Linked DNA regions of Mus musculus: regions 2 and 3 are each linked to region 1. The links are chromatin loops, found by intact Hi-C in ENCODE. Cell type or tissue: heart. All regions are shown on one strand. Links, peaks and the distances in the headings refer to the core of each region. The heading gives the core; the rest is flanking DNA.

The links. Hi-C counts contacts between places; a loop is a spot of excess contacts. Peaks named below come from ENCODE experiments on the same cell type or tissue, not always from the same donor. Only the 100,000 strongest peaks of a DNase experiment are listed, where the experiment ranks them.
Region 2: it touches region 1 in a loop (4-fold over the local background); 7 of 42 quality-filtered maps call a loop at or near these places.
Region 3: it touches region 1 in a loop (14-fold over the local background); 7 of 42 quality-filtered maps call a loop at or near these places.

Annotation. Positions count from the first base shown.
Region 1 is chr19:37,597,322-37,607,621 of GRCm38, reverse strand. Exoc6 (exocyst complex component 6) reads right to left here. Exons shown (of 22, transcript NM_175353.2): 16 at 8,945-9,056; 17 at 7,929-8,063. Among named protein-coding and RNA genes, the nearest start is that of Exoc6, 52 kb to the right of the region's middle. In heart, for the core only: a CTCF peak has its summit at 5,022 (motif pointing left); no DNase peak of the experiment used is centred there; H3K4me3 peaks cover 343 bases; H3K27ac peaks cover 385 bases.
Region 2 is chr19:37,931,046-37,941,345 of GRCm38, reverse strand. Myof (myoferlin) reads left to right here. Exons shown (of 54, transcript NM_001302140.1): 30 at 1,328-1,501; 31 at 1,938-2,046; 32 at 3,405-3,482; 33 at 4,851-5,032; 34 at 5,127-5,285; 35 at 5,401-5,499; 36 at 6,425-6,586; 37 at 8,578-8,743; 38 at 10,284-10,300. Among named protein-coding and RNA genes, the nearest start is that of Gm52397, 50 kb to the left of the region's middle. In heart, for the core only: a CTCF peak has its summit at 4,039 (motif pointing right); no DNase peak of the experiment used is centred there; H3K27me3 peaks cover 517 bases.
Region 3 is chr19:37,880,758-37,891,057 of GRCm38, reverse strand. No RefSeq gene overlaps it. Among named protein-coding and RNA genes, the nearest start is that of Gm52397, 100 kb to the left of the region's middle. In heart, for the core only: a CTCF peak has its summit at 4,062 (motif pointing right); no DNase peak of the experiment used is centred there; H3K4me3 peaks cover 520 bases; H3K27me3 peaks cover 1,932 bases.

The sequences.
Region 1 (10,300 bases), core at 1,446-9,445:
CTCTGACATACTCTTGGGAAACTGGAAGGCTATCTGTATGTCTTGGCCAGTGTGCATGATCAGAAAAGGCTCAGAGGGTCGAAGCTCTTACCTATGACTAACCTTGAAGCAGGAAATGAAAGCTAAAGCAGATCTGTCTCCATATCTAAGGCAGGCCACAGCATACAGACAGAATCTCTTGCAAAAGACAGGCGTTTAAGCAGTCTAGGCTTACTGGGAAATCTGTGTCTAATAGTTAGCTGACTATTAAGCTAAGCAAGTAGTCTCCAATGGCCATACAAAGAAAACAGACTTACAAATCCAGTCCAGAAAAAAAAAATGAAAGCAATAAAGTAGCAATGGGAAGAAGAACAAACCCAGGATGAATGAGATACTGATTTCTAACGTTGCACATTACATCATCTTAAATATCTGCTTATCAACAAAAACATGCAACAGATAGAAAACTATGCTTCCCCCTCCCCCAGAAGAAAAAGTAATCATTAGAAGAATCTTTGAGGAAGCCCAGATACTAGGCTTACAAGACAAAACAAATAAACTATTCAAAATGTGTCCAAAGAACAAAAGGAAGCCTTAAAAATGTGGTTTAAAAAAATGAAGAAAATACCTCAGTAAGCAGAAAATATAAATAATCAAATTACTAAAATGTATTAAGCATGGTGGGAAAGACTCGTTAGAAAGGCTCAGCAGCAGATGGAGGAAATCGGTGATGAGCACTGTACAGCAACTAGACCTGCACAAACCTGCAGAACGCTCCACTCAACAACAGCTGGCCACATATCACGTCCTGAAAATATAAGAAGACAACTTAAAGGCCAAACACAGCTTTCACAGCTGTGGCCAGTTCTCAGGAATGGAGAAAGGCACCCATAAGGGTCAAGTGCAGATGAACTGTTCAAAGATGCAAGCCTAGATGCATGCGGCTCTCTGACATCCTCTGAGAAGGTTCTCTGTGCAGTAGACAGCACTTAGCAAAAGCTCACAACGTAGGTAAGAGCTGAGTCTGGGGAGTCTCCAGCAATAAAGAGGCATCTCTTTCACACCCCTCTCCCACAAGGCTCAGGGTCATCTGGGAAGAAGGGGCAGAAAGATTTAAGAACAGAGGTTGGGAGACGATGGCTCAAAACACAAACGGAACAGTACCCACCAAGGTGAAAGCTTCACTAAGGAAGAAAGTTTTCATCTGTCTTGCTCACTGACATTGCCCCGTGCACCTAGAAGAGTACCTAGCACAGTGCTCGATAGACAAGCAGTTGGAAAACCGTATACTGGAGAGGTCTGTAATGCAGTTCATATACAAAAGTGCCACATAGGAAATAACCAAAGAGGTGGGAGGTGGGGCGGGACCCTCTAGAAAGTCCCAGAGGCCTGGGAGGTGAGAAACCTTAGCCAAAAGTCCAACAGTGGGGACAGGGAACTCGGATGAGTCCACCTCCAGTAGATAGACAGGGCCTCAAGTGAAGGGATGGGGTTACTAACCCCCAGTCAAACTTTCTGGCCCAGAACTGTTTCTGTCTAAAAGAACTGCAGGGACAAAAATGGAGAAGAGACTGAAGGAAAGGAGATCCAGTAACTGGCCCAACTTGGGATCTGTCTCATGGGAGTAGGGGCACCAAGACCTGACACTATTATTGCTGCTATGATGTGCTTAAAGACAGGAGCCTAGCATGGCTGTCCTCCGAGGGGCCCTACCAGGAGCTAACTAAGGCAGACAGAGACAACTTACACCCAACCTGGACTGAAGTCAGGGACCCCTATGGTTGAATTAGGAGAAGGACTGAGGAAGCTGAAGGGGAAAGCAACCCCATAGGAAGAACAGCAGTCTCACCTAACCTGGACCCCTGGGAACTCCCAGAGACTGAGCCACCAACCAGGCAGCATACATGGGCTGGTCCCCTGGCAGATATAAAGCAAAGGACTGCCTGATCTGGCTTCTGTGGGAGAAGTGTGCCTAATCCTGGAGAAACTTGAGGCCCCAGGGAATGGGGAGGCCTCAGGCAGGGGGAGAAGAGGGGACACACACTCTTGGAGGCAAGAGGGAGGAGGAATGGGATGAGGAACTATATTTGGGGGGACTGGGAGGTGGGACAATGGCTGGAATGTAAATAAGTAAAATAATTAAAAAAGAAAAAAGCCATGGAATGAGTAAATATAAACAAATTAGTATAGACCACATGTACAGTTAAAAGAGACCCCTGTGGGCCAGAACCATGCTTCACAGACCTTGAGCTCCCGGTGATATGGAAACAGGGGCCAGTGAAGAAGCACTGAAAGACCAGCTGCTGCCCCAGAGAAGCACTACAGAGTAACACAGTACCTCAGAACGCAGTGGCTTAACATGAGAATATTACTAAGTCCCCAGCGCACTTGGTCAGAGGACAGAGGGATGACCTTGCTCTAGAATGTCAGAGCTGCGCTGGGACATCTTTCACTCAGTCCCTGGCATGTGAGGTGGGTGAGCTCTCCACGTGCCTTGGCTTCTTCGTGGTGTAACTAGGTTCCCCCACACCCTTGCTCGCTTGCTTTTTGGGGGTCCACATCTCAACTCTGTGCTCCAGGCTGGCTCAATCTCAAGCTCTTCCTCCTGGGATTAGGGGCTTGCACCTGCACACCGTGCTGGTAACTGGCCTTTTAACGGCAGCACAAGGCTGCCTAAGATGAGGTGGGAGGCCCCTGCTTTTCTGTCCTGTCAGAGTCTTACACTCTCTCCACTGTGCCCTTGATTCTTACTGTAAGCAAGCACAATTCTGCCAAGCTCAGGAGATGCCATACTTCCTCTACTGCTCCATGAGAGCACTGCCAAGAAATTGGTCTTCATTTTAAAAGGTGCCATCCCTGAAGATGAGCAAGATCACTCAGTAGCTAATGATGCTGTGTAAGATAGTTAATGTATCACTGTATCAAGCTTTCTAAATTACACAATTTAACTCACTGACATCATTTGCAACTGAGCAATTACAAAATAACATTCTGGAATGGAGCATTAGTAATTGGACAGAGGAGCCTTGTTTATTATGTATTAGCCATAACAGTAATACACACTCCTTTTTAACTTTTCTTGCTATATCAGGGAGAGGCAGACTGTCATATGCTTGTGACTCACAGAACTACACCATAGCACACCTTAACGATACGAAGTGGAAGTCGCTTTTTCAGAGCAACATAAAAATGTTCATCAGTTTGCATTCTGCCCCAGTGTTCACCGTCAGTTCCTTCTTTCATGTCTCATTACCTTGAGATTGGACCTCAGCAAATGAACACATCACAGAGAACCTCGGAGACCAGCACTGCCAGAGCACAGCCTGGAGCTAGCGCTCAGGACCTCACTAGCCTGCCACTCACCCGCACTATCACGGAGCACGGGAACTCAGGAGTCTTTATCCCTGCCTTCTACTCCATCCTCTACACACACTCACACCCCTGCCCATGAGGCCCTTGCTTTCCGGACCTGCCCCTGATGCAGGCGAGAAGGGAAAGGGAGAAGTGCAGCCAAGTTCCCTTTCTTATCCTTGACTGGAAGAGACCAGTGATCTGCCACTAAGCAGTAACGCCATCCGAAAAAGCTTCAAACCCAGTTCGAAGAGGCGCCTCCAAACGAAAATTTTTATTTAAAAAAAAAAATGCTATTCTGGGGCTGGAGAGATGGCTCAGCAGTTAAGAGCACTGACTGTTCTTCCAGAGGTCCTGAGTTCAATTCCCAGCAACTACATGGTGGCTCACAGCCATCTGTAATGGGATCCGATGCCCTCTTCTGCTTTGCCTAAAACCAGCTACAGTGTACTCATACAAAAAAACAAACAAAAACAAAAACAAAATGTGTATATATGTGTATATATATGTATGTGTATGTATATATATACATATATGTGTATATATATGTATACACACACACATATATATGCATATATATATATATATATATATGCTATTCCTTTTTGTTGTTGTTGTTGTTGTTTTTTGTTTTTTGAGACAGGGTTTCTCTGTATAGCTCTGGCTATCCTGGTACCACTCTGTAGACCAGGCTGGCCTCGAATTCAGAAATCCGCCTGCCTCTGCCTCCCGAGTGCTGGGATTAAAGGTGTGTGCCACCACTGTCCAGCTATGCTACTCTTTTAAGAGTCTACTTTAAATCCAGTTTTAAAATTAATGCTGCTTCCCTTTTTTAAAAAAAAAACTTGTAGTTTTATAACAATAAAACAAAGAAGGTTATTAGTTCACATTATCTTGAAAATTTTTAAATATGAGATGATTAAAATATCCACCAAAAGTTAAAGAACTAAATACCTAGACATTTTGAAGCTATGAAGAAAAAAAAATAAGTTTTAATCTGAAGGCAGAAAATACATGAAAATAAATCGCTTACATCCTACTCAAATGAAGTAATGGAGTGTGGTTTCTGGGCTGGGCACAGGGATGCGCACCTTGATGCCAGCATTAGGGCACACACAGCAAGCTGCCAGGGCTACACAGTGAGACCCTGTCTCACATACAAACAGCGTGTGCTTTCTGGACTTAGTGTTCAGAGAAGCGGTGACCAAGATCACTCTAGTTGTTTATTTCACTTCGATTTGGGGACAGGAACTAAGGAAAACTGAAGCACAGAGTATAACAGCTCACCGCTTCTGTCTCTGCTGCCAGCAAGAACTTTGGTGACACTGAGAAACTCTGCTTCTCCTACAATAAGTTAAAACAAACTTTTCTCGCAACTTCTTTTAAATGAAGGGAAAAGCATATTTGAAGATGTTTGTTAACGCCTTCCGCAGAGTGTAATAGCAAGCTGCGTGCTCTGAGTAAAAACTCCTTGACTGCTGGGTAGGGAAGTACAGGAACAGGAAAGACAACATTTGAACGGACGTCTCTAAGCACCAGGGGCTCTCAGCATTTTATAATCCAGACAAGTAAACAACTGCGAAGTACATGTGCCCCTGACCCGGCATGAAATGACACACTATTATATACTCTTCATTAAAATGTAAAGATTCAGCTTATAAAATAATAAGTTCCTCCTTTGCTTGTTAAAGAAACAGTGCCCTCTAGGGGCAGAAACGTAACTAGCATAACATACTGATCTCTACTTCTATGTAAAAAAAAAAAAAAAAAAAAGCTCTCCTACCATTCATTATCAGGGCTTTGCAACCAACCAAAGAAACAGAACGACCCGAGGAACGGTTTAACGCAGTTCCTGCGCCTCCCGGACTGTAAGCACATGCGTTCTGATTAAAAGCTAACCGGTAACAGCTAAACACTGTTAGTAACCAGCTGTGACTCTCTGCACTGTCTATTGTTCCTTCTTCAGCTCACAAGTATGTTTTGGACAACAGTCCTGGCTCCGACCACGGCTACCGGTTGGGCTGGGCTGCCCTAGAGCTAGCTCCAAGGATAGATCCTGAGGGTAAGCTGACTGGTAATTCCCACGTTGCCCGCAGAGGATCTGGATCAGCCAGGGTGTGTGTTTGGAGCAGTGGCCAGGTGGCCACTCTAGTAGCAGGGGAGAGTCTAGAATGGACACTTGGTCACCATGGAGAGTGTGGAGATGAAGCCAAACTTGTGCAGATCGCAGGTAACAGAGGAAGAGATTCTGGGTCCTTGAGGACTGTCTCGCCCCCACAGGCAGCTGAAGTCTGCCCAATCCTTGGACGTTTCTGTCACAATGAGCAAAAATGTTTCCCATCGTTTTAGTTTTCCTGTCGCTTTTTTAGAAATGGGCCTTGATTTGTTGCCTAAATTATTCAATTTCAGGGCTGAAATGATCCTCCTGCCTCAGCATCCAGCACAGTCAGGACCACAGGTACAGTTAGCCCACCCAGACTCATTACTGTTTAAGAAAGCTTGAGTTGTTTTTCTTGTCTTTTTTTTTTTCCCCCTTCTGCTCGGGTCACTAACACAAGTATCTTATTTGAAACACTTTATGAACACTCAGTGACCAAAAAAAAAAAAAGGGTTACATTAATTATAATCATTGAGAACAATGGTTCTCTACCTTTCTAATGCCATGACCCTTAAATACAGCTCCTCATACTGTGGTGACCCCCAACCATAAAACTATTGTGTTGCTACTTCATAACTGTAGTTTTACTACTGCTAAATATATCTGCTAAATATATCTGATACATGAACCCAAAAGGACCCACAGGTTGAGAACCACTGGTTTAGCACAAAGGAGTGAAGCAAGGGTAAAGCTGAAATTGCCACAGCACGTGTCCCCACTGCTAGTTTTTATGTTGACTCAAGAAACAATATGCCATAGACCATTTGATCCGATTCTGAACTTTCTAGCTGGAATTCCAGGGCATACAGCATCCAGTTGATTATCGGATGGCACCACTGATGCTCAAGACAGAGGGAAACAGAGGAAGAGTGCACAACACATCCCGATGTCAGTCATGAGGAAAGTGACAGGGGGATGGGCAGAGAGAGAGGAGCCACTTCAAAGTCATGCATTTTACTGGTCAGTCAGAGCGACAAGATTATGCTCCTTTCCTTAGTTAGCATATATAACGTAATCATTAAAAGGTGACAGACCTCAAATACTTAAAACATTTTGAACAATGCAATAAATCATCTGGAAATCGTGTATTTTATTTTTAATTTTATTTATTTATTTATTTATTGGTTTGTTGTTGTTGTTTTTTGTTTGTTTGGTTGGTTTTTTGTTTTTTTGTTTTGTTTTGTTTTTTTTGAGACAGGGTTTCCCTATATAGCCCTAGGTGCCCTGGAACTAGCTCCTCAGACCAGGCTGGCCTTGAACTCAGAGATCAGCCTGCCTCTGCCTCCCAAGTGCTGGGACCAAAGGCATGCATTTTAAACTCTAGGATGTTGCTTCTAACTGATCCCAGGCATGGGGACCTGAGTTCAAGTCCCCAGAATCCAGCAGAGTGGGTGCCACAGCATACATGTGCAATCCCAGAGATCCTACACTGACATGGAAAACAGAGCCTGACGCTCCCTTGTCTGAGGACAGCTGCTGGCCCAAGAGCTTCTGACAGTCACCTGTCTCTGCCTCTATAGGAATGCTGGGATTAGACACACACTGCTGCCCCCAGCTTCTTGTGGGTTCTGGGATCTGAGCTCAGGTGCTGATGTCATCTGGCATGAAACAGCCAATGGAACAGTGGGGAAAGAACTGCTCTGAGTGTAGAGTGGATGGCACCCTCAACAACCTGGGGCTCAGAGGGACAAAAGCGGAAGGAGGAAGAAGGCTGGCAGCACAGAACTTCATTGGAGCTGCCATGGGGTGAGCCACTCTGCACCATCATGTGGTCACCACCATGATGCTTGGCTTCATCTTAAGCCCAAAGCAATGAAGCCAATGAACCTTGAGTTGAACTGTGGAACTATAAGCCCAAAATAAGCCTTTACTACTTCAGCTGGTTCTCAGGGATCTATCACAACAACCGAAAGCAAGCTAGCACAGCCGACGTCCCATCTACAGCTCAAGATTAATAGAGTAAGAAAATGGGTTATAAAACACACGGGAAATTACTTAGTCTTGTAGTCTTCTCAAGACCCCCTTAAGTGATGGATCTCAGCATACCCCAGGGCCTCAAACAGAACTCTCTCATCCAGACAAAGGAAAGACTTGCGTTTATTTTTCTTCAGATCAGAACCAGAAAGCAAACCTTGTACTTCATTTTTAATTTCCAAGCACACAAATTCATGTACCATTATTAAACCAGGAAACATTAATGAAAATTCAGTTAGCCTAATTCTGCACTGCCATTTGTTGTCAAAACATGAACAAACTATATTACATAAAAGCAATACTTTAAATAAAATCCTTAAATTGCCAAGAGGAACTCACAACTGACAGTCATCACAGGCAATGATTACCTGTGATGCTCAATGTTTAGGATATAATAAAAATTATCTTTAACTTCTTCAATTTCCTACAATAACTGAATGACAAGTTTTGGTCAGATTTTACATACCTTAAAAGTAGAAAGTCCATAAAGTCTTGTGGTGTGAACGGTTTCTTGAGAAATATTTGTAATGTTAGTTATAAAGTCCTCTAGGTATTTGCAAGCTTGTTCCAGGTGTGTTGTGTTTATGATAATTTGCACCAGCTAAAAGACACGGAAGCCACGGTAAATACAGGCCACACCTGTGCAGGACCACCTGATTTTAAAAAACTCAAGTCATTACTTCCAGCCTGCCTCTGTACTAGTTCTGTATAATTCCAGCAAGACAGGATATAACTGATTTCAAAGGTCTGCCCTAAGTACTGCTTATGAACATTTATGTTGTCTTAAAAATATTTACATTTTATGAGTCCACAGCCAATTATTTCTAAATGAATTTCTATGGCAATCTGTAGATCTCATACACTTAACATGTACAAAATGAGGATCGCAACTGTCTGTGAAGTCTAAGGTCTACGCCCTTCAAACCTCCAGCTGTCTACTATTCCCCAGGGAAACTTTTCCCTCATGTTTCTTCTTCTCTAAGATTTTTATATGTATGTCTTGTTTGCATGAGGTTTGTACACCATGAGCATTAGGCCAGAAAAGGGTGTCACCTGGATCTGGAGCTACGGATATTGTTAGCTGTCATTTAGGTGCCTGGAAGTGAACCCAGGTCTTCCGCAAGAGCACTGAGTGCTCTTAACCACCCTGCCCATCTCTCCAGCTCCTCCCCCTCAGTTCTTTGAAACTCTACTTTACATTAATAAATTTTAAATGCAAAGCTAGCTCTACAGGATAATACATTACAACAATTTATAATTTTTATGTGCATGGGTGTTTTGTCTGCATGTGTGTCTGTGCAAGACATGTGTAGTGTGCCTGGGGCCCACAGAAGCCAGAAGTTACAGATGGTTGTGAGCTGCCTTGTGTGTGCTGAAAGCTAACCCAGGTCCAATACAAAGGCAGAGTGTGCTCTTCCTCTGAGCCATCTCTCCAGCCCCAATTCTTTCATAGTAAAACATTTGGTTATTATTTCTTCTTACCTCTGTCAAACCTATATGAGGTTTTCTAATAAGGTTCAGTAAACAGCTACTCAGAATTCTGGTCAGCAGCAGATTGGTTGATTTCCTAAGCATGTCATCTATTTCTGTTGAGCTAAAAACAAATGTTCACATTGATAAAGCCTTCCATGAGTATAATTGCTTAACACTCCCAATAATGTAATATAACTTACTCATTTTTCTGTCCTATCTTTTATATCATATATAAAGTATATCTCTCTATATAAACATATATATGTGTGTATATATATATGTATATATATATATATATATATTCTTTATAAATGGCAGTGACTCATTAAGCTACAAACTTCAATTTCATCTTAAAAGGGATCACTTAAGCAGAATGTTCATTTATGACATGGTTTAAGGGTATCAAATCAATCAAGTTAAAAAATGAGATACTTTGTATAAAGCATTATTATAATCCCGTTGTAGAACAGTCACTTTGTAAAGTACTTAATACACAATCATAGCTAAAAGTTACTTTAAAAATATAAGACAAGAGACTTGGTGTGTATCCCATGGTAAGTTGCCTGCCTGGCTTATGAGGCCACACATAGGCCAGGGCAAGTGCTAAGTGCTACATTCTGCAGCATTTCTGGTCCTTACCTGCTAATTCCAAGTAGACCTCCTACCACAGCTGTGACAACCAAAACTGTCTCTAAGCATCGCCAATTGTAGGGGGATAGTAAGCAGCCAAGAAAACCAAAATTATCCCATTAGAACTCCTGCCTTAAACAAGGGTAAAATTTTATCAGCCTTTACATAAAGGCTAATTCCAAAATGCTAAATGCAAACAGTGTGTTGAGTATGAATTTCTGTATTTTAAGAATCAGCATTTAGCTTAGACATAAGTATTTGTAAAAACATTCAAATTGTATGTATTACCAATGTACACAATATTACAGCCATTAATGTTTCAGGAGTGAGTGCTACACAGTTAGGTGAAAGGTCATTGCTTCTGAAAGTTTCTTTTGAATGTCTTAATAACAGGTCAAGATCAATGGATGCTCTTCCAGCAGACTCAAGTTCAATTCCCAGCACCCACATGGCGGCTCACAACTGCATGTAACTCTAGTTCCAGGGGACCCAATGCCCTCTTCTGGCCTTCTTAGGCAACAGGCATATACACTATGCAAAGATATACATGCAGACAAAACAGCCTACACATAATAAAATAATAATAGTAATAATAAATAGGGAAAGAATATATGGCAAAATATTTACTAGTGTTAAATCTAGATGCTGAGGGCAAAGAACTTTCCTAACAAATCATTTATAGTATACGTGTCTCAACACTAATATAACAGAAAGTTATAGAAATAAGACATAGTT
Region 2 (10,300 bases), core at 930-8,929, 330 kb before region 1:
ATGCATAAGCTGTAAGGTCTGAGCGTTGCTCATTCCACAGGTGGAGTTCATAGGCATGAAGTAGACTTGCCTTAGGTCATATCTCCAGGAAGTAACAGGTTAGACTGATTCTAAACAGGAACTTTTCCTATTGCTCTAAAGGCTCAACTCTCATAGGAGCTATGAAATTACATTTTACACAGTAATGAGCTTCCAGAGAACAAAAATAGAGCTACATATTTTGGTGTCCCCCCTACCATGTTACCAGGACAGGGTGTGGAAGAATCAATGAATCTTGAACATTGCATTACTTCATCCTGATTGGGTGAGACATTTCTAGACTTGCTTTCCTTTCTCTTTCCACATGAGTACCTACATGGCTCTGGAAGAACATGGGGCCACCAGGTGGAAACCCCAGTTCCACCCATGAGCCCCGCAGAGGCTTGAATCATATTCTCTAACCTGCTTTATTCTCAGTCACACAAAATATGTCATCGTCACTATCCAGACTATCACAAAGGAAGATACAAGATCATGTGAAATGTGTACTTTATGTTTATTTGAAGTGGAAAAAAATTAAAGAGCATACACAAATAGCAACCCTACATGAAGCTCTTATTTCTAGATTAATCAATAGTAGTCAGTATTGTTTTCCATTTATTCCATCTGGTCAGCTTGTAAGACACTTACAAGTTGCAATGTGAGAAAATTTTGGCCACTCAAATGTCAAACACATGGAGGCAAAAGCCACAACTATCTTTTTGTTAAGTGTTACCTCATCTTTGAGGACATGATCTCTGTCATGATACAGGAGCATAGGTGTGTTAGAGGAATAGAATAAAACATTGAAAACAGAGCATGTGCATAGAAATCATGTTTAACTTACAAGGACTGTACTCGGTGATTCGCTATCACAGAAACAATATACTCTGATTTAGCACGTCACTGCTAATCACAGCAGGTATTAGCATTAACAGGACATTTAAATCTTAAGGGGTGTTACCGTTTTACCCATATGTAAAATGCAGATGATAATTCTTTCAAAAAAACAGTGTCACACTCATGTGTTCTCACGAACAATCCGAGAAAAACCCACCCATTCTCACTCAAACCTGTGTCTGGATGGTTGCTTCAGTCGCCTGGTGCCTCTCTGTATTCCTACAGTCCCTCAGCTCTGCCAAGTCAGAGAGCCCCTCTTGTCTGTCTTTGCTGTATCCCTGGCCTCTCATCCAGTACTTGACAGAGAGTGGATTTTTGTGACTACGTATTTGTCCATTGGCCAACTGGTCTACTTTATCAATAGGAGGGAGATTATTATTCATCATCAAATGCTGTACTTCTATTGTAGGCCATGGAAGAACTTGAAGACCGGGAGGGCTGGGAATATGCTTCGTTAATCGGCTGGAAATTCCACTGGAAACAGCGCAGTTCAGACACCTTTCGCCGCAGGCGCTGGAGGAGGAAAATGGCCCCTTCTGAGACACACGGTGCCGCTGCCATCTTTAAACTCGAAGGTGCCCTTGTAAGTAACCAGAAGCGAAAGTGTGACTGGTGATGGTGTAAAGGAAGTGTGTGACTTAGGTAGAAAGCACAGCCAAGCCCAGAGAGGCTCCTATAACCCCAGTGCCTCACAGCTGCAAAGATGTTGGGGGAAAGATGTACGGCCTGAGTGGCCAGTGACTCCCATCTTAGGAAGAAACCACTACCACATGAGAGGTCCTCAGAACAACAGTGAAGACACCTCTCTCTCTCTCTCTCTCTCTCTCTCTCTCTCTTTCTCTCAGTATTTTTCTAGTATGTCTGCCAGGACCCTGGTTTCAGGAAGCATCTAGTAGTTTTGTAGACACAGATGGCTTGGTTGATTACGATGATGATATGATGGTGGTGGTGGTGGTGGCGGTGGTGGTAATGGTGATGGTGATGATGACGCCGACAATGACAACTTCCTCCTACTTTAGGGGGCAGACACCACAGAGGATGGAGAAGAGAAGGGCCCGGAGAAGCAGAAGCACAGCGCCACCACTGTGTTTGGAGCAAACACGCCCATTGTTTCCTGTAATTTCGACAGTAAGTTTTAAGTATGGCTGTGATCTCTGCGTCTGCCACTTTTATCTCTAGAAAAACTCTTCAAATCTTCGAATGTTATAATATATCTACACAGGTGAAGGTGACTTTCTATTTCTTCACTTCATGCAGAGGATTCATAAAATGCATTTTAAAAAACTACCAGATATTTAAGCATTCACAGTTCTTACATTATGCAGTCAGTCATAATACTCTACTATCCCTCAAACTGTGTATATGTATGTGTATCTGTGTATGCATGAATGTATGTTCTGTGTACATACATGTGATATTGTGTGTGTCAGTATGTGCATTAGCAAGAAGAGTTTGAACATTTTTAAAAGTCAAAGAAAGTCTTAGCAGATAACTGTCCCAGACATAAATCTCACATAGCACTGAGACCTTGCTCAGTGACTGCTTGAGATCCAGGCTCATCCGAAAGTCTGTGATGAGCAGCTGTGCACTAAACCCAGGAAGGTCACAATGGGACTAATGTTCCTCTGATGCTGGTGTTGGGATTATTCTAGCAGTTATTTATTTGGTTTCATTTTCTCTTTGGAGGCAGAGTTTCTATGTGTAATCCAGACTGCCTTGACTTCTTGCCTGCTGGGATTATAGGTGTGCAGCGCCACACTTGGAATATAGTAGGTTAGAGCACACCCCCATTATACACACTCGCCTGACTCTTACCTGTTTAAAATCCATTTTAAGACCCCCCCCTCGCCAATCGTACTTTTAAATTGTCAAACGTGTGTGTGTGTGAGATGAAGTTTAATTTATAAATTAGGCACAATAACAGATAAAGCACAGTAACTAAGTATAAATATGGAAGGTATTAAAATGCACTGCAGTAAACCAGCCAGAACCACTGCTCTTATGTTTTGGGTCTTTATTAAATAAATAAGAGTTACTTAACACAAGCACTGCAATGTTACTTACATCAGTCAGTTGGCTAACTGAGATAAGAAACTACAGAGTGACTACCAGGCAGGCAGCTTATACAGCACGGATACACTGGACAAAGGCACAATCAACATCCCAAGCGAGGCAGCTGGGTGCTTTGAGACGTCACGCTGCAGGGCTTGCAATATGAAACTTGTGCATGATATAGTTTTGGACTATTTCACTTAATGTTTGTGACCTGAGATTGATTATGGGCAAATGAAATAGGAGAACAAAGCCATGGATGTAAGGACTACTGTGAATGTCCTTTTATAAGAAACCACTGTGTTGGGAACATGTGTGCTTTCTGCTGCGGGGAAATGGGTTGATTGACCCATGTATCTGCAACACGAGTCACCTCTAAAGAGCTGAGAAAAATCCTATTAACAGTATCCTGTTTCTCATCACCTTCCCTTCAGGAGTCTACATCTACCACCTGCGCTGCTACATTTATCAAGCCAGGAACCTCATGGCTTTGGACAAAGACAGCTTTTCAGGTGAAGGGAAAATCCCTACTACCCTCTTACATGGCAGGCTAGCTTGGGTCGATCGAGCATCAAGTGGGTTTTGTATCTTGTTTTGTTTTCAATTCTTACAATAAAACCCTTTCCATGTAGAGACTCTACTGGTATGCTTGAAGAGAACCACACAGTCATTACTTGATGAATTCCCAACTGCTTTAAGAACTGTTGCTGGGTGCTAGAGGTGCCCAGAATACACGAGGCCCTTAAACACTAATCATCACAGGTTGAGCAATAAAGTGCCCTGAAGAACAACTTCTGACCTCTCTTTGTGTGTGCATGGCTTCCAAGCTTCCCTGGTTCTTCTATGGAAACAGCTCTTAAAACACTTGTCTGATAATATCATGCACTGTGTCAATTCTTATTCATATCCCAAGCACTCCTTTTACACAGTATTAGTGAATTATTTCCTTTCCTAATAATATTAGACCAGATTATCTAGATCTGGTCTAAAAGTTTGATCAAGATTATCCTACTCTGTAGAACAAAACTTCAAAATGTTTTTTTTTTAGGACATTTTCAAATAGTATCCACCAGGGGACACTGTCTCACTATAGATCCAATCAGAATTCTTAGAAAAATCTTCACTGATGTTTGTATCCCAGTTGGATACAAGATTTATCAGTGGGGCAAAAGAAAACTTTTAGTCCTGTTGCAAGCTGTAAATTCTGAGAACAACTAAACCTTTCCTAGTTACTGCTATATTCTTGAAACCCAGCAAATACAACAAATACAAATACAAATACAAATACAAATACAAATACAAAACTTTCTGTATAGATAACAGTAGAAACAAAAGCATAAAATAAACTTATATTTGTCAGTTTATCAAAAACATAGAAACAAAAATATAAAAATAACCGGTATTTACCAATGAAATGGATAATAGGCTCTGTTCTAGGCAGTTCACATGTTCATGTCATCCCATTTTCTACTCAATAGGAAAACAGAAATTACTTTTGTGGCAAAGAGGGAGGAACGGAGGCTTAGAAAGGTTAAACCTTTTTCTTTCAAGGTCACGGGGGCACAGCAGGCCAGATGTGTCTGGTTGCGAAGCTTGTATTCTAGATGATGTATGTGAAAGACTGTGTGCCCAATGAACCTTGCTGAGGATAAGTGCACTCCAGAGAAGCAATCCTTTGCACATGTCAGGGCCTTCGGTTAGGCACTTCTCACCATGATACTGTCCTCTGTGGTGCCCCGCTTTCAGAACTCCTTGTCTTCAAAGGGGTGGTGAAAACATATGACCACTATGTCCAGATGAAAAGTCTTTGGTTGAAACGCACTGTCATAGGAGCTCGACTTCTCCGAGACTCTACTGTTAATATCTTTTTCTGTGCATAGATCCATACGCCCATGTCTCCTTCCTCCATCGAAGCAAAACCACTGAGATCATCCACTCCACCCTGAATCCCACCTGGGACCAAACCATTATATTCGATGAGGTTGAAATCTTTGGGGAACCCCAAACAGTTCTACAGAACCCACCCAACGTTACCATAGAACTTTTTGACAATGACCAAGTGGTAGGTAACAGGACAGTTTATGATGACTTGGGGGCATGACAGTCGTCTGCAGGGCTATTTGACCAGGAGTTTCAGTGTGGGTTTCCTTCTCTAGGGCAAAGATGAATTTTTAGGTCGAAGCATTTGCTCTCCCTTGGTGAAACTGAACTCAGAAACGGACATCACACCTAAGCTTCTCTGGCATCCTGTTATGAATGGAGACAAGGCCTGTGGGGATGTCCTCGTAACAGCAGAGTTGATTCTGAGGAACAAGGTATCGCTTTGTTCTTGCTCATGGATTCCACGAGCTGCTTAGAGCACCTCAGTCATTCCAGGTACTCTCTGCTTTAATGAAAGGGAAGTGTTGACAGCCTGCGTTTGTTCCACAGGATGGCTCCAACCTTCCCATCCTCCCCTCTCAAAGAGCACCAAACTTATACATGGTCCCTCAGGGGATCAGGCCTGTGGTTCAGCTCACTGCCATTGAGGTATGTATTCTCTCTGAGTTTTACTTGACCAAGCCAAAGGGTGTGTCAAGGACCATTAGTGTAGGGCATGCATTGTGCTGCATGCTTTCTTGCTGTCTCTAACTTCCTATAAAATCGGCTCACACCCTCCCCCAATGGAAATAAATAGTCATAGAAAGTAGACATCTTAACAAAGCAATAAGAAGCAGATCTCAGGGATTTCTTTCTTTTGGGGGGAATTCACCAGAGAAAGAGAAGATAACCCAAGAGAAAGTGCCATGTGAACAAGGAGAAGGTCTGCAAAGGAGGCAGGAGGTCGGGGGTGGGGGTGGGGGTGGGGGAAGCAGCCCACAGTGGCGACCAGGGAGATAATTAGGGCAGACCCAGGCTGGTGGAGATAACCTCTTAGCTAGATAGACGGGGTCCTGATAAGGGAAGCATTGTTAGCGCCTCTGTTTTGCTGTGCGTTCGAAAACAGACACAGGGAGCTTCAAACAGCTGCTACCAGTTTGGAATGCTTGCAGGTCATTTACCATGCAAGAGGTTTAGACTTGATCTTCCAGATTGCCCCCACTCCCCACCCCCAGTGGATCACATGAGTCCTGTTTGCAGGTGAGATCTAGAGATGCTGACTGACTCGGCAGCACTTACAGCAGTTCTGACAAAAGGGAAGGGCCAAAACCACTTTCTCTGCATTTCCACAGGCACCTGAAGAGAATATGCACTGGTATTTTAGACGAATGTGCATCGCTCCATCTTAAAGACTGTACTGTGTTCTGTGATTGAGATTGGATTTTTCCATATATGTGTGTGCACGTGTGTATGTGTGTGTGTGCGTGCATGTGACTCTCTGTGTGTATGTGTGTGCTCACATATGTGTGTGAGTGCATCTGTGTGTGTGTAATATGTCAGGTTTACTTCCCTTCTCTTTAACTTGTTTCCCCAGATCCTAGCTTGGGGCTTAAGAAATATGAAAAACTACCAGATGGCTTCTGTCACATCACCCAGCCTGGTGGTGGAATGCGGAGGAGAGAGAGTAGAATCGGTGGTGATCAAAAGCCTTAAGAAGACACCCAACTTCCCAAGTTCTGTTCTCTTCATGAAAGTGGTACAGTATCTAGACTCTGCACGAGCCCACGCAAGTGGGAAAACCCAGCCTTATAGTAAATGTGCCGGAGACTTCTCCCTCCTTAGGTCATCTGTAGTTAGTTACTGAAAGCTCCAAATGGCCCCTCTATGAGCAGAGCTTGTTTCTCCAGAAAGTGTTTGGTCTCTGTTATAGGCTCTTAGTGAACCCCTCAAGGCCAGATTGTTAACTAGTGCGAATGCACGTGGACCAGAACTTTCCACTAGGATCTGGATGTCTAGGAAGGAACAGCTGTGGAGGACTTCCGTGTGGGTGATGTGGCATGGCCCTAATAGTCTGTGTCTGAGTCCATACTATGGAACCTTCTTTGATCCTTTGAAGTTTATTGTCAGAATTGTGAGGTGTCAGATGGGACTCACACACCTCCACCTGTTATAACTAGAGCTTGTGAAAACCACCCAACTTGTCCATTTTGAAAGAAATTCAATTCTTAACTTTCTTGCTTATCCCTGGTTGTCCTGGAACTCATTCTGTAGACCAGGCTGGCCTTAAATTCAGAGATCTGCTTGCCTCTGCCTAGTGAGTGCTAGGATTAACGGCATGTACCCCCACCACCCAGCAAACCTTAATTCTTATAAATAAAAAAATTCATCTTTGCATTGATATGTAAAAGATTACAATAAGGACATATAAAGATGGAAGACTAGAATTTTCCATTTCCTTTCCACAGCTCATTTTCCTTCATATCCCCAACACACTACTCTTGAACATCGGGGCCACATGGTTTAACCTCTCATTTTGCATCTGAGGCAGTTGAGGCCTAGAGAGGAGAAATGGCTTCCCTGGCCTCAGAGCAAGTGTGTACCCTTCTGTGCTTGGGACCATGGTCTAGTTTCATCTGCAACTCCAGCCCAGTGCTACAACTCCTTCCTTCATGTTTGAGGCAATGAAGAGGTTAAGTAATTTGTACAGGAGGACCCAGCAAGCGAGTAGCCAGAGCTTGGACTGGGGACCTTCCACTCCATGATTCTGCAGATGGACAGTCTCATGGACATGTAGAAGCAGAATCCCTAGTTAGTCACCACTAAGAAACTCTGCCAATCCTCACCCACTCCTTCCCCCCCACCCCCACCCCCATCCTTCCCTTCCCACTTCTAGTTTAGAACCTAGGTTTGGCCAACAGACATGGGAGAAGGCACTGAGGGAGCACCCCACCCTCTATTCTAGTGCAAGGCCAGCAACAGACATTAACCCAAACCACAGTCAAGCTTCCAGGCCAGCCCATGTTCTCCAGTCAGTGCAGTGTCTTCAAGGCCCCCACATACCAGGGGCACTGAAGGCAAAATGAGCATCCCATTTTGGCTGTGGACTTCTAGCATCAAAGGAATCCCAATTCCACTTAAGCCATGGCTAGTAGAGGACCAAAGTTCTGCCTGCTACATGAACTTTCTTATTGTCTTTGAAGAAGGATGCTTTTCCCACATCAGCAACAGGGATGGAGGCACTCAGCCTCCAGCAAGTGATTATTGAGCGCTCATAGAATGTCATCAATTGGTCTAAATGTTGGGGAGGTCAAGGGACCAAAACGATCTTGTTCCTTGATATTCCCCCTCAGGAAGAAGGTTGTGGGAGGGAGATGGGCTCAGTGACAAGATCTCATTCCACATTATGCTTGCCAAGTGCAGCCTAAGCACTTCACCTATGGATTCCACAACTCTGCTATGAATGATAAATTGACCCAGCAAACAGGGTTAGAAAAGTTCCCTAAGGCCATGCTCTCTGTGACAGCAGAGGTAGGATTTGATCTTCCAGAGCCAGGCTGAAAGAGTACGCTATAAGCTCTGAGCTGGTTACCAAGCACCTCAGTACCTGAAATACCCAAGGAAGGTCCCTCTGGGTTAGATTTAATGAGCAAAAAGAATCTGGGCTGGTCTCCTGGGGGGAACTGACTGGCAAAGCTGTTCCTGTTAGATCTGGAAACGAAAAAGGACATCTGTTTTTCTGATCCCTAGTTCTTGCCCAAGGAAGAATTGTACATGCCTCCGCTGGTGATCAAGGTCATTGATCACAGGCAGTTTGGGCGGAAGCCTGTGGTTGGCCAATGCACCATTGACCACCTGGACCGCTTTCGGTGTGATCCATATGCAGGAAAGGAGGATATTGTACCACAACTAAAAGGTACGTCTATAGGCACGTCTATATGTTACACTATTTAGCTTTTTTTTTTAAATGCCTGATCTGTCTGAATCTTCACAAGCCATATTCTAGATGCCACAGAAAAAAATAAGGTCTTATTTACAGAGTACTAGGTAATTCCTCCAAGGAACAGCTAATAGCCAGTGGTGCAGCCAGCCTGGACTCTTGAGGTACTTTGAGGGGCAGAGTCCAGTGCTGAAGAGTCCACCCTCTGGCATGCCTTACTCCTGCATAAACATGGGATAACCTTTGAGGCATTGATGCCTGTTACATGACCTTTCCTATTTGCCTTTGAAGAAGGATCCTCAAAATTCAGGGGATGCTGTTCCCACATCAGCCACAGGGATGGAGGCACTCAGCCTCCAGCAAGTGGTTATTGAGCGCTCATAGAATGTCATTCACTGATCTACATGTTGGGGAGGTCAAGGGACCAGAACAGTCTTGTCCTCTAAGAACAAGAGCCCAACAAGAAAATGAGTGTGTGTAGGTCATTGCTCTAAATACTTTGGTGTGAAGATTCTGTCTGGGTTCTGACCTAGGACCTCTTGGGGTCTTCAATGTAAAAAAAAAATGCCCCTGTGACCCCACCCCTGCCTGCATCAGGCTGGACCTTGGCACCCGCCTTTAACTGAGATAAACCATGTGACTCCAGAGCCTGTTCCCAAGCAATTGCTGTTACTCCAAAATCCAGAGTTACATCCATCTGGGAAAATGCATATAAGATCAGGGCACAGGCCTCCTACCTCCGCATGCCATGGGAGAGCAAGGGCTGGACACACAACAGCTACTTCAGACTGCTGAAGAGAGTCATCCCTGCTTTCTCCTCCCCTCTCTCCTTCCCTCCCTTCCCCTTCCTCTCTCTAATCACCTTCTCTATCTATCCTGTCTTCCTCCACTCCTCTTCTGTGTTTCTCTATCTCATTTCCCAAGAAAATGAGGCTCTTTTAGACACAGATTCGCCCATCTCCATGCCCATTCCTACATGATCAACACGATCTTTTTAATGGTGTAAGAGTACATGTGTGTATGTGTGTGTGTGTGTATGTGTGTGTGTGTGTGTGTGTGTGTGTGTGTGTGTGTATGTGTGTGTGTGTTGCTCTGTGGCAGATAGAGGGCCACTTACAGGAATCAAGGTTCTCCTCCTTCCACCGTGTAGGTTCATAGGATCAAACTCAGACCATTAGGCTTGGCATCCAGCACCTTTACCTTAATTGCCATCTCTCTGGTCTTCAACACAATTCTCTTCCAAGCACTCGTTATGCATAAGAACTGATTTAACTACCCCAAGCCAAGACACATGGGCCACATAATCCCCTATAAAATGTCTAGAACCATATCCTACTCTGAGAATGTGGCACGTCGTTGGTTCATTTTCCACATTCAGGTGCGGTCCCTCATTGAAAAGTTTCACCCAGGTTAACGCTATCATCCATCCCGTGGCTGCTCGACTTGACCATGGGATAGAACGTTCTCCAGTATGCTGTTCCAAGTGTCCTAGATTATAAAGCTCTTTGTCTTGCAGCCTCTCTGATGTCTGCA
Region 3 (10,300 bases), core at 1,014-9,013, 280 kb before region 1:
AGAACTCTCAGCTTTGACCACATCATGGCTGTCTGGATGCTGCCATGTTGCTGCTTTGAGGATAATGGACTGAACCTCTGAACCTGTAAGACAGCCCAAATTAAATGCTGTCCTTATCAGAGACGCATTGGTCATGGTGTCTGTTCATAGCAGTAAAACCCTGAGACAGCATGCAATGGCTGAGCCAGTGAGCAATGTGAAGCTCTGTTGTGCGCTCGGTCACTCCTGCAGGGAAATCCTGGAAGGCATGTTGCAGCTGTGTAAACCAAGCCATCATGCTTTCCATACCACACTGTGGAAGGCTGAAAACAGTTCCTATAAGTTTTACTTTTTAAATGACCATTTTAAAATGGGGCCACGCTGATGATTTACAGCTTAGAATCATTTACTGTTCTTAGGGAGGACCGAAGCTCTGATCCTAGCTCTCACGTTGAGCAGCTTACGATCACTTGTACCTCCAGCACCAGAAAATCCAATAGCCTCTTCCAACCTCTAGATACCCATACTCTGGTACACACCCACACACAGGTATGCACACCCACACATCCACGTACACACACACACTACACACACAACACACACACCATAATTTAAAATAAAATAATTTTTTAAAATTGATGTAATTGCAGAAACTTGAAATGACACACCAAAAAGACATAAGAAAAATAGTTTAACAAAATTAAGACATCCATGACATTAGTATAAGGTAATCACATGAATATTTTATAGTACTTCCTTCTGTTCTGTTATTCTGCTTTTCAAGACATAAAATTGGAGTCCTATGCCAGGACTTTACAGGATTCGCTTTTATAATACTTTAGTTTTATATCTTGCTTTTCTTCATCCTCTTGAAATCATTGAATTTCATAAGCGTTTTTTCACAGCATGGGGAATAGTAGCTTAATAGTCCACCTTATTGATCCCTAGCACTCCAAAATAAAAATAATAATGATGATGATGATGATAATAATTCTTTCATACTGGTCTGCTCTAAGTTAACTACTTTCTCTATTGTTAGACATACTTGATTTCCAATTCTTTGCTATTTACAGTCCTTCCTTAAACCTCCATGGCCAAAGATCCCTGCATACCTTTGAGGGTTTTGGATCTCTAAAATTATCAATATCACAAAAGCAGAGAGGATGTTTGATTGGTTCACCCAAATTTATATCTGAGAAGGAGCAGCCGTTGTTGAATGGGTGAATGACATTCTCATCCATTCTTTAAGATATCAAATCTCCAGAAGGGAAACGCCCAAGCCAATGGGCAGGGACACATGGAAAACCCTAAAGACAAGCTGCCAGTCAGTCGCTTCCTGGGAATTGTGAGCACAGAGCTCCCAGCAGAGTCAGGAACCCTCCAACCAGACCCAGTGCTCTCCCCTTAGCCTCCTCCATCCCCGAGAGTCCTTCCTTCCCCGCATCCTGATTTCTGGACCTCAGCGATATAAGATGCATCTTAGAAAGCAGAGAAACCCACAGGTCTGCTTTGAGGGTCTTCCGTGGCATCTGGAGTCTCCCTTCTTCATCTGGACAAGCAAAGAAATCCTTTAACATCTTTCAGAAAGAAGCATGTAGCCTTCTTTCACTTAAAAAAAAATGTGATTCCTCAACAACCCCCCATAGAGAACACTTCAGTGTCCTTTAAATGCCCTGAAAGTATCTCTAGCCACGATACTAAGATTTGCACACTCGTCTCATTGTCTCACCAATTATTAAAACAACACATTTTATTTTAAAATAAAAATTAAATTGCACACTCCTTTTATAGGGGGGGAGGGCTTTCTTTTGCTTAGCTTGCACAGAGGAAAAGGGCAGGACAGAATCAACAGTAAAATAGACAAGAGGGGAGAAGTGGCTGTCGGTGGGTACAGTCTGATGCAATCCTTCAGATTTAAGTCTTTAAAGTGACTTATAACATCTAGTGAGAGAAGTGGTCTCAAAATCTAAAATAGAGAGTGATGGGATGCAGAGACACCTGATGTCCAACTCTGTCCTCCACGTGGGGGCACACAGGCCGGCATTACCTCCACCACCACCCCCATCAATGTACACACTAAAATAAAATTTTTTCTCAAAATTTCAATATGGTTCCTATAGTTGCTGAGTTCAAGGCTGGCTGGTATGTTTATTACTGGTACAGGACAGAAGGGCTTCTTATTAACAAGAAGCATAATCCTAGCAAATAATTCCTCAAAGGGTTTTGCTGATCCGCCTGCGGTGTGTTCCTCTGATGAAAAGCCTATCTTCTACATTCTTCCCAAGGTAACGTTCATTTCCATCAGGCCTTTAAAGGGTGAGGAGGGTACGGCAGAGAACGAAGCCACACTCTCCAGGAAGGTCTAGCCTCAAGGTCAAGTGGCTGGGGGTTGCAGAAGTCCCCATGAGGCTTGTATACAGATTGGGATGTGATCTGGGGCTGGCCTCAGAGAGGCCCCAGCCTCCTCTGTACAGACACTGGTCTCACTAGAGACAGCACTTGGAAAATGGTCGCGTAGGAAGTGGTCCCTTCAAATGCACTAATACATAGGGACACATTTATACCCACAAAGGATGGACCTGCAGGTCTAAAGCGTTTCAATGTCTTTTTTTTATAAATGTATTCTAAGTTTTGTATTCTACCACAAAGGCTTTTAAAAAGTGAACCTTTGGACTCCATTTAGTACAATGAAGAAAAAAAAACTGCTCAAAAGTCTTCTTTAAACCTAGAGGCTGCACTTGGGTGGTTCAGCTCAAAATACAGACTGTGGTATATGTACGACTGGTTGAGTGCCCACATCTGTGGGCTGCTGTTCCACCCTCCCACCTCCAGGTGCATTCAAATGGCTTCCCGCAAGAGCAACCCTGTGTCAAGAGCTCCAAAATGGGGTGCAGATATGAATTTAATAACCGTAACAGCTCAGACTGGAGAGATGGCTCAGTGGTTAAGCACACGTATTATTCTTCCAGAGGACCTGAGTTGCGTTCCCAGCCCCCACATTATCTGACTCATGACCACGTGTGACTCCAGCTGCAGGAACATCTGATATCTCTGGGATCTTGGGCACCAGCAGAGTGCCTAGACCCACACAGAGACGTGTACATGTAATTAAAAATAACAAAGCAACCGTTTAAATAATGGTTACAGCTCACCTGGGCAGTCCTGGGGACACTGATCCATGTAAAAATGAACTTACAAGTAACTAATGGGGTTGCTAAGCACCCCATTAAAAATCTACATCAATCTTCAATTAGAATATATTTCGGAAGAACTAAATGTGGTGGTCTATGCCTTTAACCCAATTCGAGGCAAGGCAGCGGATCTTTGTGAGTTTGAGACCAACCTGGTCTACGTTACAATTTCCAGACCAGACAGGGCTATACAGTGAGACCCTGTCTCAAAATGAAACAAAACAAAAAACAAAGAATATACTCCAGGAACATACTGCATACCTCTCCTGTGGATTTGTACACACACACACACACACACACACACACACACACACACACACACACACACAGTGTTTCCAAACCAAATGTAATACATAATGGGTGCACAGGGGTCAAAAAAAAATCTCTGTAGTCAGAGGTCAAGGATGTTGCCCAATTGTTGAATGTGTGTGTCCTTGACAAGTGTGAAGTCCTAGTTTCACACCGCACCCCGAAACATAAACGAATGATTTAATTTTAAAAATCTGTACCCCCAACACTTTGATCAGTTCTCAGGTCCCTGCCATTGGGGAAGCAGATAGCTGAGACACAATGTGATCCTGGGTACAAATGCACTGCCACACCAGCGGAAGAAGAAAAAGACGCAGCAAGGTAAAGTGTAGCATAAACGGCCAAGAGTTAGGGCAAAGCAGAGAGTTGGGCGTCAGATCTTGGTCTTATTAAACTTTTTTAAACCCAATAAATATATTTATTGATATCGCGATCATTTTTGTTACTTCCGCAGGAGAACAGAAATCAGTTAAGGGTGGCTCTGGAAACACAGCCTAATGCTTTCCAAAGGAAAATATTCCATTGTAGAACGGGCCAGAATCTTGGGAAGACATAGACGTGTATTTCAAATACTGTCCACAAGATGGCAGCAGCATCCTCAGGTTCCCAGTTGGCACAAAAGGCATTCCATTCAGTCTGCATTCCCCGGAACCCCACCCAAGACAGGCATCTCTGGGACATATTTTAAGTGGAAGGTGACCAGCACCACCGCATCTAAAGGATGCCCTTTCTTCTGGAATGCTCTGGAAGTTTACGACTAGACAGACAAAAATGCTCCGGTCTTGAGAAAAAACGGGAAACCACCCATTCATTCAAGTATTCACTCGTGAAGGAACCTGGGATCCTGCTGAATCCTACGCTTCCTGCAGAGAGGTGCAGCAGGTCTCTGTTTCCGTGGCCTCGCAGTCAGTTTACACACAGTCTACCAAACCAGAAGGGTCTTCCATCCAGTTAAAAATCACCGTCCTGCAGACTGCAACTGCTGCGGAGCACAATGAAGGCTAGAACCCTACCCCAGGATGGGATGCCCACAAGGACTCTGCTCTCTAAGCTGCCCAGAACAGTAGAGTTCAAAGGGAGAGAACTCGTGGAGTTAAATCAAGACTGTGGGTTTGCCCACCTGTAAAACGACTTAAGTTCTTCTTTCTTTCTTTCTTTCTTTCTTTCTTTCTTTCTTTCTTTCTTTCTTTCTTTCTCTCTCTCTCTCTCTCTCTCTCTCTCTCTCTCTCTCTCTCTCTCTCTCTCTCCCTCCCTCCCTCCCTCCCTCCCTCCCTCCCTCCCTCCCTCCCTCCCTCCCTCCCTCTCTCTCTCTCTCTCTCTCTCTTTCTTTCTTTCTTTCTTTCTTTCTTTTTTCTATAGCCTGTTTGAAGTTAAAAATCTGGGCCGGCTAATGGAAGTTGCCACCTGGAATGTCTGGGGCAGTAGTGCAAGGTTACATTCCAGGCTCCTAGCAGAAAAATGTCAGCAATTTGCCTTTTGTCAACTGCAAATTAAAGTAATTTCCACGCAGAAGGTTTCTCCTGCTGGCAGTGAGCACCCAAAACACTAGGGCAAGCCGTGACCTGTCTCCCGTCCCCAGGGCCACCACACCTGAAGTTGGATGCACCTTGGAGCTGCAAAGAATGGCTGTCTTCCCTCTGAAATGCCCAACCAGATGGGCGCTAGTGGGGTACAGAGGGAAGTGCATCTTCTCAGTCCCTCTTAGTCCCTAGACGTTCTCGTAGAGTTGGGGAGGGCACTCAAAGGCTCTATAGAGAGGTGAGTCTGTGTACACTGTCATACCTGGCCTGTGATGAAAGTGTTGGACAGACTGGTGCTGATGTAGACACAGCATCTTTGGTGAAAGAGACACTACAGTCAGCATAGATGAGGGATCTTTGGAGCAAAAGAAAAGAGTGGGGTTCGAACCTCATTTGTCAACCTCCTGGCTTCCCCTGGGCCCCATACAGGCACCAATTACAGAGGTGAATAGTGAAACTTGTCCTCACACAGACTTAACTCTGAGCTTAGAGGCTGGAAACCACATTGGCTCTGCGATTGCCATGCTCCAGGGAGGGAAGCCAGTCCCTAGTGTTCAGATGAACTGCAAATGAATGGTCAGTGTCTTCACAGGCAGCCAGCATGCTTAGCTGGCCAATCACCTCCCTAAAAATTCTAACGCACACATACATGCACACATGCACTCATGCATGCACGCATGCACACACCATTCTGTGCCCAATGCCAGCCTGACTGGGGACCTCTAAGGTTCTGGAATCAATCCTGCACTTCTGCACACAGGTCGCTTTGATCAGAGTCCCACACTTCACGACCAGCACTGGGACTCCATCATCTGTCTTAACCTGTGACCTGTCTGAGTCTCCTTTTCCTAGTCTATCAGGTCAGATGACCTGAGATGTCTTTCAGCTGAGACACCTCTCAGAGCTACAGTTCATGATCCATGTACTTCACACTGGAGTGGAGGGTAGGGGTGGGGTTCAGGTTTTTACAATCTTTGCCCCTCCCCTTTTCCCATGCACACAGTGAGAGCTTTGTAGATAAGGAGAACAAGATTTAGAGATAAGAATCCAGGATTTCTCCAGGGGCTCACAAATTGAAAGCCATCCGTAGAAACCAAGCGGAACGGCACTTTTGAGCCTTTCAGGGTTAATGAACAAAATACTCAAAATTGAGCAGCTTATAAGCAACAGAAATTTGTATCTCACAGTTCTGGGAGCTGGGAAATCCCAAGTTGTGGGGAGGGAGTGTTTCTCTGTGTCTGGTGAGAGTTTGTTGATAGAGTGTTTGAGCAAAACTTCAGGAGTCCCAAGGACTCAGCTCTGTTCTGTTCCAATTCCCATCTATCAATTAAAGGGATTGGAGATGTCAAAAAGCAGAGAAAGGAGACTTGATCAATGTATCAGAGAGAAACAGACAAGAAACAGATAGAGGGTACAGTGACCCCACACCTATCTTTTGGATATCAACATGAGATTGAGGTTTAAATGGTACAATCCTGGTGAGGGTCAAATAACATGGGAAATTAAGCAGCCCTGGTCAGAGTGTGGTCTGGTGGGTCACTGGCATCTCTGCTCCTGCAAGGTGGTCTGAGGCAGCCCTCATTGATTGACAGATCCCTGTCCTTCTTTGGGAGATGATTAGACCTGCTCCAAAGCCCAGCCTTGCTTTCAAAGATAATCACCCTCATCCGGGGCAGTGTGTCCTGCAAGCCTCTGCTGTTTCTGGAATCTAAGGGGATTGCAGGGTTAGGATTTGGACTGGAGACCTTCAGGCACCTTTTTGAGGTCTGGAACAGGACATTGTAAGATTCCTCTGTTACTCTTATCTTTGAGCTTTCAACCTGGAGGGGAGCTCAGATAGGCTAGGTATCACCGGTTCCTAGATAGATGCTCTGTGAGTGATTAGCGTGCGGATGTGCAGAGGTAAGCAGGGCAGAGGTGACCCAGGGCAGAGGAGTCAGATGGAAATGAAGGCAAAGCTGGTTTGACTTCATCCTGCTTTCTGTTACCTTGTGGGCCTCACTGGGGGGGGGGGGGTCAGAGTCTTTCTGCAAACGTGACTTCTGAGTAAGCACCCTTACAAATCAGCTTCCTGGTTCAAAGGCTGCATTTTCCTACTATGGGGCACTAACCGCATTCATGAGGGGAAGAGCCCCTCCCCCTCGGGCCTTACTTGCAGATACCCTTGTGTCAGGGGTTGGGTTTCCCCTGTAGATTTTGGGGGACATGAGCATTCAGTAGATAACACCAACTATCAACACTCCAGTGTTTCTCAACCTCCCCTAAAATGAGCCATTTGTAAAGGCTTCCTCTCTGTCCTACACAGCTCTTCCATCTGAAGCCCTCGTCACCTTCCATGCCTTTGCTTCTAGAAAACTTCAGAACCTAACTAATATCGATATCCCCTGGCCCCTTGACCTCTGGCCCTCTAAGTTTCTGTAATTTTTAATCCCCCCCCCCAGCCCAGACACCACTCACGTCCTATGAAGTAACTCTACCTCCAAGACTTAGAACACCAAGCCCGTAACTCTCTATCACCCTAGTCCTGACCCACCGGCTTATCACATGTATTATGACCTCCAGTTGTTCTTCTCAACCTAACCAACCTGAGCTCCAGAGGGTGTTGGATCCCCTGGAACTAGAGTTACAGCAGATGGTTGAGAGTCTCCGTGTGGGTGCTGGGAATGAAACCTGCATCTTCCCGAAGAGCAGCCAAGTGCTCTCAACTACTGAGCCATCTCATCAGTCCTGCCCTTCCTATTTCCTCCCCTCCGTTTCTTTTTTGAGACAAGGTCTCATCATATAGCCCTAGCTAGCCTGAGACTTTCTATGTAGGCCAGCCTGGCCTCAAACTCACGGAGATCCTCCTGTCTCTGCCTCCTAGTGCTGGGACTAAAGGTGTGTACTACCATACCCAGGTTGGCTTGGGTTTCTTTTAAGACAAGGTCTCACTATGCAGCCCAGACTAGCCTCAAATTCACTGTATAGCCCAAGTTTAGCCTCAGGTTTCAGGCAATCCTACTGCCTTAGCCTGCTGAGTCCTAGGGTTAAAAGTATACTTTAAGTCCTGACTTCCCAGAAATCTAGTGGCCTTCTCTTCCTAGTTACCTAAACAAGGTAGAAGAAATGGCCTCCAGAGGGACCAAGGAGAATGGGAAAGGCCGGCCTTGCTGGGTTTCCCCTTCCATGTGCTCTGTTCCCTTACATCATGTCCTTCCTCCCTCTCTTCCTCCTCCCTCCCCATCCCTTCCTTCTTTCTCCCCTTCCTTCCCTCCTCCCCTCTCTTGGACAAGGTCTTCCTATTATAGCCCAGGCTAGCAAAAATTCACCTCCTGACTTCCCTTGAGTGCTAAGATTACACACCCACAGATCTGCTCAGCAGGTCATATATACTTTGCCCAACCACATGTCAATATGGCTGCCCATTCTTCATCAAATTCAAGCACAAAAAGAGAGTTTTCCCTAATCTCTGGCTCTTCACAGCCAAAGCTCTGGTGTCTTATGAGTTTTACCCAGTCTGGGTTGTTTTTTTTTTTTTTTTTTTCATCCCTGTTGATCTGTCCTTGGACTGGGGCCCTAATGATGGCTGTGAAACCTCCACACAGTAGGTTGTTGTGAGCTCTGAAGACACCATGTGCACAGCACCATTGTCTTTTCTCTCCAATCCTGAATTTCTCTTGACACACAAGCAAGCCTCTTTGTTGTACAGACCCTTATGTACCCCCAGAAAATGTAGGAGCTTTCTGTGCACACAGTAGGTATGAAATAAGTGTTGCAGGACTGCTTTGTAACTTTCAGTCATTTCCTGTAGTTTAATTTCAGAAAACCACAAATGTTTTTTTTTCCACCCTGGACTTGGCTGCCTAACGGTTTCAATCCTTTGAAAAGGAAAATGACTCCCTTATTTTTTACTTAGTCTCTGCAGAGTGAGGGTCCTTTGATGTTCCAAAGGCCTTTCAAGAAGGCCTCCTTAGAAATAGGAGCTTGGCTTTTGCCACGGGGAAGTGAACTTGAACCCCAAAGGTTGTGCTGGGACCCCAGAGTCCCAGGCAGGCACTCACTCACGAACTCCAAGCCTGACCCCCAACTCGGGGCTCCAAGAAAATACCATTTGCAAGCTCTTCAGTCTTCTCAAAGCTGTCATTTTGGTCAGCCCCACCGGGCATTTTGACAAATGCCTTTGCTAATTACTTAATTATTTTGGCCTGTACAAGTGTGGGAGCTGTTTGCTTAAAGAAAAGAGGGCTTAGCTAGTCCATTCTTATCCGAGCAAGGCTCAAGAGTAGCCAACCTCAATCCTATTAAAGTGTTTGGGTAACTAAGCACTCCCACCAGTCAAATTAACTCAAATGCATTATGATGCAAGTCGCCAAAGCCAGCTTGGGCCAGCCCTTGCTTTCTTTTGCCTTTGGTCTGTTTCTTCTGGTTAAAGCTTCTTTTGCATGGGAAAGAGCTCAGTGCTTATCTGCTTGGCTTTCAATTAGAGAAACAATTAGACTAAACCGTAAATGTGTCTCTGCTGGAATTAGCCGGGAGTGTGAGCCTGTCACCCAGCCATCAACACGGTGGGGTGCAATGGTGGCCCGCAGGAAAGCATGGAAGAGATTCCACTCTGGGTAGGAGGTTGAACTGGTGACCTGGCCAGCTGGCCAGCCAACATTCTTAATTTCTCTGAGAAATACTCTCTCTCTCTCTCTCTCTCTCTCTCTCTCTCTCTCTCTCTCTCTCTCAAGGCATCTTCTCCCATGTCTACTAAAGAGCAGCATCGCATTGAATTCAGTCTGTGTCTTCTCCCTGAAAAAAACATAAACCTCGAAGATTCTTTTATTTGGGACTTTTGAATAAAAAACAAACAAACAAACAAAAATCTCAAACCAGCAACCCTCAAACACAAATTGCACTTGGAGGTCCAAGTGATCTTAAGCCATTCATTCATCTTGCTAAACTGCCCATGGGCCCACCCAGAGGCAGGCTTGGTACCTGCCGGACAGTGGATGCAGAAGCTGTTGACCATCCGGCTGGGGTGCCCCTTAGGGAGAGTTTGGGCACAGTCCCTGAAAGTGACTCACAGAGGGCTCCAATTAAGGTTGACCTAGGTATTTGTTTGCACAGCTGGGAGCAGAGACACTGAGCTGACCCAGGGTCTTTCTCATGAAAATGCAATGAGGGCAAAGCTATCCCTGAAAAGTCCCCACAGAGGGACCACCTCAGAGCTCCTGGCTAGGTAGCTTCAGGGGAAGATGAAGAGGATCCCTCGGGGATAAGCTCATATGTGTGCACATTTGTGTGTGTGTGCTTGAGAGCGTGCACGTGCAGGTATCC